Linked DNA regions of Homo sapiens: all the other regions are linked to region 1. The links are chromatin contacts, found by Hi-C in ENCODE. All regions are on one chromosome and are shown on one strand. Each heading gives the region's core, a stretch centred on a gene start or an enhancer-like site at or near the end of the contact. The rest is flanking DNA. Distances are from core to core; before and after follow the strand shown.

Region 1 (5,150 bases), core at 1,543-4,042:
GTCAGCCCCCCACCTGGCCAGCCGCCCCGTCCGGGAGGGAGGTGGGGGGGGTCAGCCCCCCGCCCGGCCAGCCGCCCCGTCCGGGAGGGAGGTGGGGGGATCAGCCCCCCGCCTGGCCAGCCGCCCCGTCCGGGAGGTGAGGGGCGCCTCTGCCCAGCCGCCCCTACTGGGAAGTGAGGAGCCCCTCTGCCCGGCCAGCCGCCCCGTCCGGGAGGGAGGCGGGGGGGGGGTCGGCCAGCCGCCCTGTCCGGGAGGGAGGTGGGGGGGTCAGCCCCCCGCCCGGCCGGCCGCCCCGTCCGGGAGGTGAGGGGCGCCTCTGCCCGGCCGCCCCTACTGGGAAGTGAGGAGCCCCTCTGCCTGGCCAGCCGCCCCGTCCGGGAGGATGGTGGGGGGGTCAGCCCCCCGCCCGGCCAGCCGCCCCATCCGGGAGGTGAGGGGCGCTTCTGCCCGGCCGCCCCTACTGGGAAGTGAGGAGCCCCTCTGCCCGGCCACGACCCCGTATGGGAGATGTGCCCAGCGGCTCATTGGGGATGGGCCATGATGACAATGGCGGTTTTGTGGAATAGAAAGGCGGGAAGGGTGGGGAAAAAATTGAGAAATCAGATGGTTGCCGGGTCTGTGTGGATAGAAGTAGACATGGGAGACTTTTCATTTTGTTCTGTACTAAGAAAAATTCTTCTGCCTTGGGATCCTGTTGATCTGTGACCTTATCCCCAACCCTGTGCTCTCTGAAACATGTGCTGTGTCCACTCAGGGTTAAATGGATTAAGGGCGGTGCAAGATGTGCTTTGTTAAACAGATGCTTGAAGGCAGCATGCTCGTTAAGAGTCATCACCACTCCCTAATCTTAAGTACCCAGGGACACAAACACTGCGGAAGGCCGCAGGGTCCTCTGCCTAGGAAAACCAGAGACCTTTGTTCACTTGTTTATCTGCTGACCTTCCCTCCACTATTGTCCTATGACCCTGCCAAATCCCCCTCTGCGAGAAACACCCAAGAATGATCAATAAAAAAAAAAAATAAAAAATAAAAAATAAAAAAAAAAAAAAAAGAAAGAAAAATCAAAAGTAAATGTTCCTCTTGGGCCTCTTGGCCATAGATAACCTGATGAACACAAGGCTACGCTGTCATCGTCAACACCCAATCCCAACTCCCCCGCCCCTCCATCTCGCAGCCGAACTTGGAGAATTAGTACAGGTGCGGGATCCACTTCAGAAGTGGCAGAGCAATGATCCCCTCACCACTAGATGTGTCCTCCGCAGTTGATCACTCCCAATCCGAAAACAAGGAGTGCCCAAAATGTGTCCAGAATTTAAAGCAGCCAAACATAAGAGGGCTCCATGTTATGTCTTGAGTAGGGAATGAGCACAGTCTCAGAAACACCTGATTCCCTGGTATGAGCATGAAGCATCTCCAGGTCCAGCAAGGCTGCATCCAAAAACTAAACTCTGAGCTGGAAGACCTCTATATTCTGGCTGGTAGTGGCAAGCTAGGACAGCTCTCTCATGGACTGGAGGAAACGCCCTGACATATCATATACAAATTATTGATGGTGGGAGGGATTGTAAGGGGAGAAAAAGTGTGTGGGCACAAATTCAAAAATCATTTATCTTAGGCAAACATTATTAATATGAGCAAGCCATCATTTTATGTGCTTTACAGATATGAACTTGTTTAATTCTCTTAACACCTGATAGGATAATAGTAGGTACTATTATCATCAACTCCATTTCACAGATGATGAAACTGAGCCAAAGAGAGGTGAAGTAACTTCCTCAAGGTCATGGAGCTAGTAGACAGATGTGGAGCAGGGATTTGAAACTGGGCAATCTGGCTCCAGAATCCATGCTTTTACTACACTATGCTGCACCATTATGGAAATTTTGGAAAATACACAGAAACAAACACGATGACCTGTATGCACTAGCACCACTGGCCACATCTTGCTCTATAGCTTTCCTCTCCTTTATATTCATATAACATACAATACATTACATATACTTCTTTTACAAGGAATCATATTCTTTATCTTGGTCTTAAAAACATTTCCCCTATCTGTACACACAGCCTTACAATCGTTATTTTGAATGTTGTATAATATCTTCTTGTGTGGCTAAAACATTATTTAAGCAGTACCCGACTGAGGAGCACTCAGACTGCTTCCAATGTTTCTCCATGACTGAGCTCTGCAAGACGCAAAAAGGTGACAGGCTTTTTTAAAAACTACCTTTTGAACCTAATTAGCTACAACTGCAGAATAAAATTAACAAACGAAAAACTGCCAGGGAGGGCAGCCCTGTGTGTAGGAGGAGACAGCGGAAGTTGGCCGCCACCACAGTACTCCTGCTTCCCTTTGTCTGGCGGCCCCGCGGGATTGGCCAGAGCTGGCGCCGAGGGACTGCAGAGCCACCCACCCCCGTGGCTCCTACTGCGCACGCGTGAAAAAAGCCAGGTTGAGGGGAACGGGGGAGCTTCGGGCGTAGAGTGTGGGGAGTGGGGGATCTGGTGCAAATTAGGGTGCGTGAAAGAAGTCACAAAAAGCGCAGAGGCCAGGCTTCCCGCCCTAATCCGGCCTTTGTCTCCGCCCCTCTGCCTTTGTTTCGGCCCAAGCGTCTTATTGGTCAGACATCTTCAGCCCCATTGGTCCAAGAGCCAAAGGACGGGGTCTGCCCCAAGCTGTGCCTGCTTCCGGAGCCGCAATAAGAACGGTCAATTGAGATGCGGCTTTCAGGCATTTGTTTAGGACATGCCCATGGCGGGGCTTCTAAAGGGGCTTGTACGGCAACTGGAGCGGTTCAGCGTTCAACAACAAGCTTCCAAGATGCCGCCCAAAGGAAAAAGTGGTTCTGGAAAAGCGGGGAAAGGTAGAGCGGCCAGAGCGATCAAGGAGAATGGGGGCGGGTGAGGAGCGAAGGGAGGGAACAGACAGTCCATCTCCGGAGTCCGGGACGGACGCAGCAGGTAGCCAGTGGCCCCACAGTGCTGCCATCGATTACATCTGTAGGAATACATTGGGCTACGGTTCAGGGACCGTCCTAGTGGGTAATGGAATCTGATGGGGATAGTTCCTCGGAGGCGATGACTTAGGGCTGCTATTTCAAGGGGTTATTAGAGCTCTAAAATTGGGTCTTATCAAAAGCCAGCAATAGGAAGTACACATTGGTTATGGTCCTTAAAGTTCACTTTAATGCTTACAGAATGACATGCCCACCATCGGGGAAGGAATCATTCATCCATTGAACAGAAATGTGTCAGGCAGAGTGCTAAGCGCTGAGGATACACAAATAAGACAGAAGGCTGGGCGCGGTGGCTCACGCCTATAATCCCAGCACTTTGGGAGGCCGAGGGAGGATGGATCACGAGGTCAGGAGTTCGAGACCAGCTTGGCCAACATGGCGAAACCCCGTCTCTACTAAAAATACAAAAATTCGCCAGGCGTGGTGGTGGTGCGCGCCCGTAATCCCAGCTACTCGGGAGGCTGAGGCAGGAGAATCGCTTGAACTCGGGAGGCAGAGGTTGCAATGAACCGAGATCGCGCCACTGCACTCCAGCCTGGGCGACAGAGCGAGCCTCTGTCTCAAAAAAAAAAAAGAGATTTTGGCCTTAAGGAGCTCCCGAAGTAGTGAGGAAGATAAAGGCTTAGTGATCATAAAGCACTGTACTAAATGTAGTGTTGAGGGATGTGTATGGGATATAATAGAAATTGAGGGAAGTCCTTCATTTAGCTGGGGAACAGGGAACGGAAGACTTCCTGGAGATGAATTAGGCAGGTCAAGATGTGCATTGAGGGTAGGTTAAAGCATTCCTTACTTGGGGTCCAGCAGCAAAAGCACTGAGGTGAGAAACAGCATGATGTGTGCAGCGTAGTGTTGCTGGAGCAAAAACTCAAGGCAGAATGGCAAGTGGTGAGAATGAAAACAGAAACAAAGACGAGATCATGGAGAGTGCTATATATTCTGCTAAGAAGGACAGTTAAGGATCAGAAAGACCTGTAAGGAGATTGTTGTGGTAGTCTTGGTGAGAGATGATGGTGGACTGACCTAAGGGAGTGGCTGTGGGAACTGAGAAAAGAGAAAAGATTCTGTAAATATTAGGATGTGAAATAGTCAAGACTTGGTGATTTATTGGGTTGGGGAGGGGTGGTGAGGGAGGATCAACGATCATTCTGTTTTCTGGATTGGATTTCTAACCTGTTGCTGGTCCTGCAGGGTAACATCAAGGATACATGAGGAGCGGGGATGAGATTGATGAATTCACTTTCAGATAGATTGGCTTTGAGGTGTCTGTGGGACATCTCAGTGGAGATGTAGTCAGGAAGTGGTTGGATATTTGAGTCTAAAGTTTGAGGGAGAGGTCTAGACTGTACATGTAAGTTTTAGGAGTCGCTAACTTATAGATGGTAGTTGAGCCCATTAGAGTGTATGCAATTATCCATGGAGAGTTTATAGAATGAAAAGAGCAGAGAGCAGAGGATGTGATCCTAGGACAGGCAGAGAAAGAGGCAGACAGATAGAGGGAGTGCAGAATGGTGGCCAGAGGCTGGAGAGACCAGAATGTTTTAAAGAGAGAGGGTATAGTCTATCAAGAACAGCAGATTTGGAAATTAGAGGTGGCCTTGGGTAAAAGTGGTTTCAGTGAAACAGAAGCCAGATTACCGTGACTAGAGAACTGACTGGGAAGTGGTAATTTGGACTTCTTGGAAAGTTTTAATTGAAAAGCATGGAAATGGGATGGTAGATAGAGAAGGACAGAGGATTAAGAGAAAGTTTTATTTTCTTTGCTTCTTTGGAATGGGGAAAACTTGGGAGTGAAGCTGAAGGATCCAGTAAAGTAAAAGAGGTAAAGGTACAGAAGAGTGAGATTTAGGAGAAAATGGAATCCAGGACCTAGGGGGAGCAGGGACACCTTATGCTTGAGGTCATAGGAAAGGAGATGGAGGGGCAGGGACTCAGTAGGCATCTTGAGGAGAGTGGTAAAGGTCTGGAATATCGTAATGGAAGAGGGAATGAAACACAAAAGAAGTGCCTTCAGGGCTAGGAGCCTGACTAAGATCAAAGGCCATGAATTTGTAGACTACATAATCTTCACAGTCTGATTTACCTAGTACTATGCAATTGGCACAATATAGGATTGAAAAGAGCTAGGTGCAG
Region 2 (5,150 bases), core at 1,755-4,254, 1.0 Mb before region 1:
GGAAAATAGTTCAAGGGCTCTCAAGGTCCATTTCCTGATGGTTTCTTCGGACCTATGGTTATGATTTGGTGCCACCTGGTGTCCGAGACAGAATATAGCGCCCTTGTGTAGAAGCCGCCTTCCCCCTCCTTCCTAAATCAAGAGCATTGAACTGCTTCCCAGCATCTAGGGATGGGGCTATCTTCCTTCCAGTAGGATAGAACCAGCCATTCAGAGGCACTCTGGGGTCTGTGTAAATGGAAAAGAAGAGGAGGAAAGGGAAAGTCCTGAACCAGGCCTCATAGCCATCCTTTCCTATGTTACCAAAGTTTATATTTTTCCCTAGAGTACCCCTGGGGTAAATAGAGTATCTTCCCCCAGAGTACTTTCCCCAGAATACTACAGGACTGGGTTTGCCATGTCCCTCTCTCTCTACCCCCACACATTCTCTTATGATGACTTGAGTATCCACAAAAGATTATTACAACACCTCTCTCTCAGACGTGACCAAGAGAAATTGTCATGATTGTCTAGGGTGGCCAAGGGAGGAGCAGTAAATGAGTCTTGTTCCCCCTGAGCTCAAGTTTAAATGTTGTTTCTTCCTGAGTGGGCTATACTATTCTAGAACGACTGAGCTAGAATAGCTCCTCCATAAGAAACCTGTTTATTGAAACTACACTTAGAATTCCTACAGCCCCTCTTAAAGGTTAGGGGAGGGAGAAACGGTGCCTCAGATAACAGAACAGATGGTGGCCCCCTTTTCCCTCAAGCCCCATTCCTAAATAGATTCAAAAGGATCAATAAAACTGACACTGAGGCTGGGTGCGGTGGCTCACACCTGTAATCCCAGCACTTTGGGAGGCCGAGGTGGGCGGATCACTTGAGGTCAGGAATTTTTGAGACCAGCCTGGCCAACGTGGTGAAAACCCGTCTCTACAAAAAATACAAAAATTAGCTAGGTATGGTGGCGGGTGCCTGTAATCCCAGCTACTCTGGAGGGTAAGGCAGGAGAATCACTTCAACCTGGGAGGCGGAGGTTGCAGTGAACCGAGACCGCGCCACTGCACTCCAGCCTGGGCGACAGCCTGAGACTCTGTCTCAACAACAACAACAACAAACAAACAAACAAAAACTGGAGTGGTCTGATGATAACTTATAAAGGAGTATTAGTAGAGCATAGTTTGAGGGGATGGCTTGAACTGGGATGGCCAGAGCTGAGCAAGGACAAGACTGAGCTAATGAAAAGGTTAATCCTTCTGCTACTACTTCCATTCCTAGGTACCCTTAAAGTCTGAGTTTCTGTTGTGCCCACTCAGGCTCTTCTGGGTGCTGGAGAATCCTGGACCAGCTCTCAGTTTGGATTGTCAATTGCAGGTGAGGGGCATGAAAATGGCAGAAGTGCAAAAGAAAGAAACCATCAGCTAGATTTGAATGCTTCGATTCATGGATCACTACTTTTATTTGCCTCAGTTCTTCCCTGGTCCCTATATTACAGGGCTGCCAGAGTGCATGCCCTCTAACTGTACCGGCTAAGAAGTAAACAAATTCCTTTTTATCTTTTAGTTAAGACAAGGCTGCAATTTTTGAAAAGTAACATTTGCTAGGACACTAATGAATAAGAAAGTAACCAAAAGAGGTAACAAGAGAACACACAAACAAATGGGCTTACAGTGTTCACATTTCTTATCTTGTATCAACTAAAGTTTAACCATAGTTGGCCGGGCCTGATGGCTCACACCTGTAATCCCAGGACTTACGGAGGCCGAGATGGGCAGATCACCTAAGGTCAGGAGTTTGAGACTAGCCTGGCCAACATGGTGAAACCCTGCCTCTACTAAATAAAAATAAAATAAACCCCATCTCTACTAAAATACAAAAATTAGCTGGGCATGGTGGCACACTCCTGTAACCCCAGCTACTCGGGAGGCTGAGGCTGGAGAATAGCTTGAACCCGGGAGGTGGAAGTTGCACTGAGCTGAACCACTGCACTCCAGCCTGGATGACAGAGCGAAATTCCATCTCAAAATAAATAAATAAATAAATAAATAAATAAATAAATAAATAAATAAAGCTTAACCACAGAGGAGGCCAGGCGCAGTGACTCACGCCTGTAATCCAAGCACTTTGGGAAGCTGAGGCAGGTGGATCACCTGAGGTCAGGAGTTCGAGACCAGCTGGGCCAACATGGTGAAACCCCATCTCCACTAAAAGTACAAAAAATTAGCCAGATGTGGTGGCAGGTACCTGTAATCCCAGCTACTTCGAAGGCTGAGGCAGCAGAATCACTTGAACCCGGGAGGCGGAGGTTGCAAGGAGCCGAGATCGTGCCATTGCACTCCAGCCTGGGCAACAAGAGTGAAAACTCCATCTCAAAAAAAAAAAAAAAAATCATAGAGGAAGTTATCTGGTACAATGTATAGGGCACCTAAGCAAATCCTTTTTTGCCAGGGTAACCTTTCCCAACTCATGAGAGGTCAGAGGTTAGACAAAGCTGCGTAGACCCGAACCTGAAGGTTGGTGCAAAAGTAATGGCGGTTTTTGCAATTACCTTTAACGGCAAAAACCGCCATTACTTTTGCACCAGCCTAACAGATCTAGTGAGTTTCACAGTCCCTGGTGGAATCGGTTTCCCATACTGCTCTCAGTGCAGAGACCCTAGTGGGTGCCTTCTGTCCTGGCACGTGCTGCTTTCCGGTTCTGCGGTTACCCTGGCCCTTGGGTTTCCCCCACCCTCCTCCCATCCTTTTCAGGCTCCCGGAAAGAGAAGACCCCCAGTGAAACTCCACCCCTTCACATAGTTTTGATGACTTAGGACATGTGTTCGGACAAATACAAAAAAATGTGCTTACGATTCTAATTAGAAAAAGACACTTAGAATTGAGACTGCTTCTGAAAATCTGATCCTGTGCTGGCAGTTCCTGTTGTTCTCAGCTAGTATTTCGTTTTAGTCCCCTAAAGTGGCCATGTGACCTTGATAGCAAACGCCATCTTTCTGCGGAGCCCGCCTGAGCTGCGGCAAGCTGCTCTGACGGCTCGCTAGCAATCTGCCTTTTCCGATTTCAAAATCTTTAGACCGCCCACCAAAACCCTTTTTCCGGTCGGAGAGGCCCGGCAGGCTCTCAGGTCATTTGCGGAGCAAACGTGATTGACACGATCTGCGTCTAATGAATGTTCGTCTGCTTCCCAGCTCGGATTACTAGTTCCGCTCCCTTTCCCAGTTTGTTTTTGATGACTCATCCCTCAAATTCTTCACACACTCGCCTGATTCCCGCCCCTCCCGTCCTCTCTCTCCTCGCTCCCACTCGACGCCCACCCCCCACCTCCGCCGCCTCGCCCTAGGGAAGTGGATTTGGTGAATCCTATCGAGGATCGTTTTTTTACAGTGTATTTTGAACATATAGAAGCAAAAAGCACAATTTCCGTACAGGAAAGAGGAGGTTCATTTCCTTATAAGGAGCTTAACCCCTCACTGTTCTTTGAGCTTTTTCTCGTCCACAAGATCGGGGTGGGAGCAGGGGCAGGAGAAACGACAGCGGGGCTTTTGCCACTCAATTTCCAGTTCAATTCCAGAACCCCCGCAGCTCTGAGTCCCTAGCAAAGGTCAGCTGCCTTGCCCCAACAGCCGGCCCCACTGAGGGAGGAGTCCGGGGGAGTACAGTCAGGGTTGAAAGTTTACAAACATTTCTCTGGGTCTCGGGCATCTGCAGTGGGCACCTGCGGTGGGCACGTATGACAGTTTTGCCGGGGGCTGCAAATGCAAAATTGCAGCCCTAAAGAGGAAACAGACCTTCAGTCGTTAATAGGAGGAGGGGGAAAGGAAGGGGGAGTAAGAAAAGTAGGGAGCTGAGACTGAACTAACAAGCTCTTCTGGACCCAGACCCCTGAAATAGGCGAATGAATGGACTTCCACCTGCACAAGAAATCCTAGCTTTCCTGGATAGGGTCAAATGAAGCCAATAGAACATCCATAGTGAGAAGTTGGCAAGAGACTGGCTAAATTTGCCCCCTTTGGGCTGCTTCTTGTAGTCTCATTTGCTCTTTGATGCTCACACAACCATCACCACTTCTCTGCTGTGTCTCTTTATCCCACAGCTAAAGCATGTGATTGAAAACTTGCAGTTTGACCTAAGTTTAACACTGCCTTGTATAGGGCTTTGTGAATAATGGGTGCAGGATCAATTCCCCGGAGCCTGAGTATCATACCAAAGGCTAGAGACTCAGGGGCCTCCCAGTCTGCAAAGTGCTCTCAGACTCAGGCACATATTCTGAGGGAGCTTTTGCATTTTGGTCTTGGATCTCCAGGAGAGGACAGGAGTTTGCCGATTGGGAAAACAAAGAAGGTGCTAAGAAATAGGTGACCACCTTATTTTTTTATTCCCTCCTAAGCAGCCCCGCTGCTCTCCCTTTGGAGGCCCCTTGGCTAAGTCTCATCCAAAGTTCATTTGCATTGTCCAGCTTGCCCCTCTGGCCTCAGAGAGGAATGTAGCCAATGAACAGGAAAGAGGAGGCATGCTTTCTGTCCCTGCTGGGGTGGAGAGTAAGTGGAGACACGAATCCTACCCCCTCCCCAGTTTCTGCTTCCAGCGCCTCTCCTTCATCTTCATCACAAAACATTTCTGAGGCATTTCTCTGTCCAAGACTCTGTCCACATTACTTTACACGTAGTCGTTGCCTTGACAATCAGAGACAACAAGGGTTGAGTGACACTAAAAATGCAGAAAGCGGCCAGGCACGGTGGCTCATGCCTGTAATCCCAGCACTTTAGGAGGCCGAGGCAGACGGATCACTTGAGGTCAGGAGTTCCAGACCAGCCTGGTCAACATGGTGAAACCCTGTCTCTACTAAAATCACAAAAATTAGCTGGGCATGATGGTTCATACCTGTAATGCCAGCTACTCAGGAGGCTGAGGCAGGAGAATCGCTTGGACCTGGGAGGCGGAGGTTGCAGTGAGCCAAGATCGTGCCGCTGCACTCAGTGAGACCCTGTCTTAAAAAAATAAAATAAAAAAAGAAAATGCAGAAAGCACATACATGCAGGGTGGGGAGAAGTAGGTTCATGTGTAAAATGTGTAATCCACAAATGTTCACACCAGCCACACATCTGGGGTCAGTGCAATTTCAGGGGGAAGGAATCAGGATAAATGCATGTAACTGAGATGAAAAGTGGGAGT
Region 3 (5,150 bases), core at 889-3,388, 930 kb before region 1:
CCCTAAGACCCTCGTCACAGCCTGATAGAGGCACACCACTAGGCAGAAGAGGGGAGACACTAGAGCCTCTCAAGTCAAGGTTGTCCCTCCCCTATCAGAGACGCAATCCTAGACCCTGCATTTCTATCGCTCTGCTGAAATCCTTATGCTGTTAGGGGCTCCAGAACCTAGTTACCATTCATCAAACCCAGAAATCCCACTCCCATCTAGAACCAAAAAGCTGTAAAGGTCTTAGAACCAAGAAGCCTGGTGTACTCCCCCAAATCCTGAAGGAAGGACTCTGGCACCAAAAGCCCACTGGGGTAGGAAAAAGGGAACCCTTCCCACCAAATTCACTCCTCCCAACCTACGCTCCCTGAAACCTTACCCCATTCCTCCCCCACAGCCTGTGCCCACCCCTACTTTCCTTAATCTTCCTCTACACACCACCCCACTCCTCCCTCGTAAACCCCAAGTCCTTCCCCACACACATCCCTACACTTATCTCTCCACCCTCCTCCTCCCCACTACTTCCCAAAGCACATAGCCACCCCTCCTTACCACCACCCTCTCCCAGCCCTGATTCTCCAGATAATTAGGCAACCTACCTGGCAAGGAAGGATGTGCAGGGGGGCTAGAGCCCCCAGGTTTGGTCTGAGAACTGTTGATTCCATCCCCCAGAGTCTCTCCCACTGAAGGGCTAGGCGGGGCATTTGGGCTCTGTGGCTGCCCTTGGGGAAGCTCCTCCTCCTGCCCAGGGGAGCCCCTTCTTGCAGTAGCTATGGAGGTGGTCTCCTCCTCTTCAATATGTGGGGACTGCAGTGTTATTGGAGAATCTGGAGCCAAAGGCTCTAGTAGCCCCTCAGGTGAACAGGAATTTGCCCCAGCCCCTGGATCAGGTGGTACCACCTCAGGGGTCTGGCCCCCTGGTCCAGGCTCTAGGGTCTGATCTCCTGCATCCCATGCCAGGGTTCCCTCAGGACCGTGGTCCACCTCCGGGGGAGAGGGGGCTTTATAGAGCAGCCCCCCCAGCCCCAGCAACTCAGTGGCTCCATCCAGGACTCCAGGGTCTTTTTCCAGGCCAGCAGGGGTATCAAGCAGGTCCAGGGCTCCCGAGGATGGAGAAGGGCCAGGGGGGGCCCATCCTCGAGTTGGGGCAGTCTGGGATTCCAGTAGATCCTCTCCAAATTCCATGTCTACTGGTAGGTCTCCAGCCAGGGGCTTCTCTGGCAGGGTCAATGGGTCAAATGGACTGGGGAAATCACTGGGGTCCATGAGTATGGCTGGATATGTACTGCAGATTAGGAGTAGAAGAGGGGGCAGTAGAGGTGGTCTTAGCCTGAATTCCTTCTTATATAGGCTCTGAGACACACCCCATCATCCACTTGGATTTCTCATGAGCAGCCCCCACCACCACAATCTACAAGCATTTCCGAAGGCTTTAGTCCTAATGACCACTCCCCCCAATACAGCGCCCCCAGTGGGGAGAGGCGTTCCCCGCCCTGGCCCCGTGCCCACACTGGCCAGGCAGTCGGTCGTTCTACCCGCCCACCCCCCTACTCGACTGCAACTCCCATTCCCTTCCCCCCTTACCTTTTACCCCCCGCAACTCAGGCTGAACGCCCCCTTAGAGTCTCCTAAGGCCGTCGCCACCAGGAGCCTTTCCCGCCCCCGCGATCTCAGTTTCTATTCCCTCCCCACTCTGCAGGAGCCCCCCAGCTCCCCAGTCTTTACCCACCCTGTCTGGCCCCACCCCCCCTCCCCGCGTTGCTAGGTCCTCCCTCGGCCCTTCCCCCGCCCCCACAAACTGCCCTTCGCAACCCCTTCCCCCCAGTTACCTTTCAGGTCGCCCACTTCCTCAGCCCCGTCCCCCTTTCCCATTGCTCCTCCAGTCCTCCCTTCTCCTGTTGCCCACCCCCAACCTCAGGCATTTACAGGAAGACATTTTGGAGCTACGATCTCTCCTTAGACCCCCCCACCACCGCCTCCCGGCTACTGCAAGATCCCGCTTGCAGGTTCGGTTCGGCTTGAGCAGGCCCGACCCCTACCTGCGGCAGGGTTAGTGCAAAGGCTACAAGCCTAGAACTGCAGACAGCGACGGCCCCGCGCTCCTTCTCTACCTCCCTCCCTAGCAGCCGGGACAGGGGTCGCGGCCCCTTTAAATGGCAGCGCCGCTCGCAGCGCCCAGCGCTCTGCACCAGGCGGGCGGGCGGTGCCAGCAACCAACCCCATTGGCTGGCTCGAGGAGGGGGCTCGCGAGACAGCGCCGGCCCCCGGCGCGAGACTCCCAGTCCAGTGGCCGCCTGGAAATTGCGGAGTGGAATGCAGCCACTAGAGACGGCGCCTGAGCCCCCGCCCGGGGCCCCGTTAGTTGAGAAGGAAAAGATAGCCTCTGGAGCTTTGAAGCCGGCCCCCCGGGAAAGGCGGCGTCCCCTTTCCACCCAAGGGCCGAGTGCGCTCACCCACAAAAAACACAGATCTACGCACCTGCTCCCCTTACCTGGCTCAAGAGTCTGGCCCCCGTCACACCCTGCTCGCCCTACCTCCTGGAGCCCACTCTACCCGTGATCCCCTCCTCTCATTCAAATGGTTCCCGGTCCCCTCCCCCTCCCCGTGTCTCTCTTAGCTTCCCACTCGTGTTCACCCCCTCGGCGTCCGCCCCCCTCAATAGTCCCTACCTACGCCATGCAGCAGGCGCCTGCCAAGATTACCCTCCCCCATCCCCACCTCTCCGGGTCCCGCCCCCTGGGCGACTGTTGGGGTAGTGAGTGACAGCGGAGGACGGGGGGAGGCAGGGACCCAGCCCTCACGTGCCCCTCCTTCCCTTGTCTGCAGCCACGGGGCCCCCAAAACAGTCTGAGAGTCAGAGTTATGGGGTATCTGAAGCTTGATCCCCAGCCACACAGGTCGGGTTAAATGGCTCTGGCTCAGTGGCAACGCCTGTGCAGTAACCGTTACTGCTTGATGACCCCCAAACCAGGTCCTGCAAAGCTACCCCCTACTCTCTCAACAGTCTTAGGGTAAGTTCTGGGATCTTCTCCCTGAGTCTTCCTGCAGGAGCTCCCTGTATTATCTATGGAGTTTTCCTCCCTCACCAGGGCTGATCTCTCTCTCTCTCTCTCTCTCTCTCTCTCTCTCTCTCTCTCTCTCTCTCTCTCTCTCTCTCTCTGTATCTCTCTCTCTCTTTCTCCTCCAGCCCCCTTTCTGTCCTTGTCTGTCTCTCTCTTCTCGCTCTCTCTCTCTCTCTCCCCCTATCTCTTTTTGTCTCCTTCTCTGCCTCTCTGCTTCTCGTGCGCACGAGCACGCAGGCGCGCTACACGCTCCCCCCTCCTGGATGGTCCTTAGCATGTGGGTGTGGCTGAGGTTAGGCTAGAGAAGTGGAGTAGGGGTAGGTGGCACTAGCGTTAAGCCTACTGCCTTTAAAAAATTGTGCCAGCATCCATTCTCAGTCCGCATTATATTAATAGTTAGAGCACTTTACAATCCCCGCTCCCCACTTCCCACCACAGCCCCTAAGGGCTGAGAGCATTTAGTAGCCGAACTACTAGAGGAGGCTCAGGCTGGAAGGAAGTCTCCTTAGGAACAGGAAGGTTTGGTATCCAGTGCCTATTCTAGCCTGCCTCGTTGACTTCTGGCCTCTCCTCCTGGCCACACAAAGCCTCTCCTGCTCTTGTAGTCCTCGGGAGTTTACCCTCCCTTTTCTCATTCCTTTTCCCAGAAACCTTATCCTTGCTAGCTCCCCACATGGCCTTGAGGTTATCTTTGCTCCCTCCTACATACAGAGATAAAAGCCAGAGTTTCTTACTTTTAGATTTCCCAAATCCAGCTTTCTCTTTGTCTTAACCAGCATTCTGTGTACCCATCTCCTACCTCCTGTTTATTTCTATTCCTGGACCTCCCCTTTGCATTTTCTGCTTGTTCCATCTCAGTTGAGCCACCTAGTTTTTTCTGTATTGCCTGCCTTCCTCAACATATACTTGAATCCTTGGCTGCTCTGCTTGTGGAGGTGCCTGGTCACTATCTTTCAAGTTGAGGGGAGCTGATCTAACGGGGTTAAGTGGTGTGTTATTAATTCTAGACGCAGTGTGGTGGCCTAAGAATGGGTTCTGGAGTCAGACCAGATTTCTAATATCAGTTCTGCCTACTTTTTAGCCAGGTGACTTTGGACAAGTGACTTGTCAAGTGAAGGGCCTTAGTTTTCTCCTCTTTAAAACAGATAAGGAAACAATCTAAATGCCCAATAATAGGGGATTTTGGTTATGCAACAGACGTAGTCATTAACAACCACATTTTAAGTCTGGCGCAGTGACTCACGCCTGTAATCCTGGCACTTTGGGATGCCAAGACGGTTGGATCCTTTGAGCCCGGGAGTTCCAAACCAGCCTGAGCAACATGGTGAAACCCCTTCTCTACAAAAAATACAAAAAATTAGCAAGGTGTGCTGGTGTGCACCTGTAGTCCCAGCTACTCAGGAGGCGGAGGTGTGAGGATCACTTGAGCTGGGAGGCAGAAATTGCAGCGAGCTCAGATGGCGCCACTGCACTCCAGCCCGGGGCGACAGACGAGGGCTCTGTCTCAAACCAAACAAAACAAAACCCCACATTAAAAAAACAAAAACAAAAAACAACTAATGGCAGACAGCACAGAGGATTTTTACGGTAGCGAAAATACTCTCATGATACTGTAATAGTGGATACTTGTAAGTATACATTTGTTCAAAGATACAGAATGTAAACACCAAGGGTGAACTAACTCTAATGTAAACCGCAGGCTTTGGTTAGTAATGATGTGTTAATGTAGGTTCATCGATTTTAACAAATTTACCACTCTGATAGGGATGTTGGTAGTCAGGGGAGCCGTGACTGCATGGGGGAAGGAGGTATATGGGACTCTCCGGACCTACCTGTCAGTTTTGCTGTGAAACTAAAATTGCTCTTAAAAAATAAAATCTTTATTTAAAAAAATTAAAACCCATAGAATGTACAACACCAAAAGGAAGCCCTTATGTAAACTATGGCCTTTGGTTGATAATGTGTCACTGTATATTCATCACTGCAAGAAATTTACCACTCTGGACAGGATGTTGATAGGGAGGCTGTGTCTGTGTGTGGAGAGGGGTACAAAGGACTCTTGATACTTTCAGCTCAATTTTGCAGTGATGCCAAAACTGC

Evidence for each region. Hi-C counts contacts between places; a loop is a spot of excess contacts on that map. Pooled maps may share reads with other maps.
Region 2: a loop to region 1 is called in a map of CD8-positive, alpha-beta T cell, with 5 times the contacts of the local background. The contact joins the enhancer-like site here to the promoter of PIN4 in region 1. A Hi-C loop is called at or near these places in 1 of 168 maps with a recorded cell type or tissue (CD8-positive, alpha-beta T cell), 1 of 37 single-sample maps with no recorded cell type and 10 of 50 pooled maps.
Region 3: a loop to region 1 is called in a pooled map, with 17 times the contacts of the local background. The contact joins the promoter of ZMYM3 here to the promoter of PIN4 in region 1. A Hi-C loop is called at or near these places in 7 of 50 pooled maps.

What each region holds. Positions count from the first base shown.
Region 1 is chrX:72,178,965-72,184,114 of GRCh38, forward strand. It overlaps PIN4 (peptidylprolyl cis/trans isomerase, NIMA-interacting 4), which reads left to right and starts at 2,793. Exons shown (of 4, transcript NM_006223.4): 1 at 2,793-2,864. The coding sequence starts at 2,822. RefSeq lists an enhancer at 2,833-3,052.
Region 2 is chrX:71,179,052-71,184,201 of GRCh38, forward strand. It overlaps LOC107985688 (a long non-coding RNA gene), which reads right to left. Exons shown (of 2, transcript XR_001755878.2): 2 at 4,331-4,966. Among named protein-coding and RNA genes, the nearest start is that of NLGN3, 37 kb to the left of the region's middle. RefSeq lists enhancers at 2,882-2,931, 2,988-3,282, 3,332-3,421. Within about 2 kb of position 3,005, at least 35 of the 41 ENCODE cell types and tissues checked have a DNase peak (open chromatin) inside an H3K27ac peak, as active enhancers do; they include CD8-positive, alpha-beta T cell, where a contact is called at or near this core.
Region 3 is chrX:71,252,002-71,257,151 of GRCh38, forward strand. ZMYM3 (zinc finger MYM-type containing 3) reads right to left here and starts at 2,139. Exons shown (of 25, transcript NM_201599.3): 1 at 2,028-2,139; 2 at 588-1,273. The coding sequence starts at 1,254. LOC105373247 (a long non-coding RNA gene) reads left to right here and starts at 2,807. Exons shown (of 4, transcript XR_938434.2): 1 at 2,807-2,999. RefSeq lists silencers at 2,635-2,684, 2,705-2,754.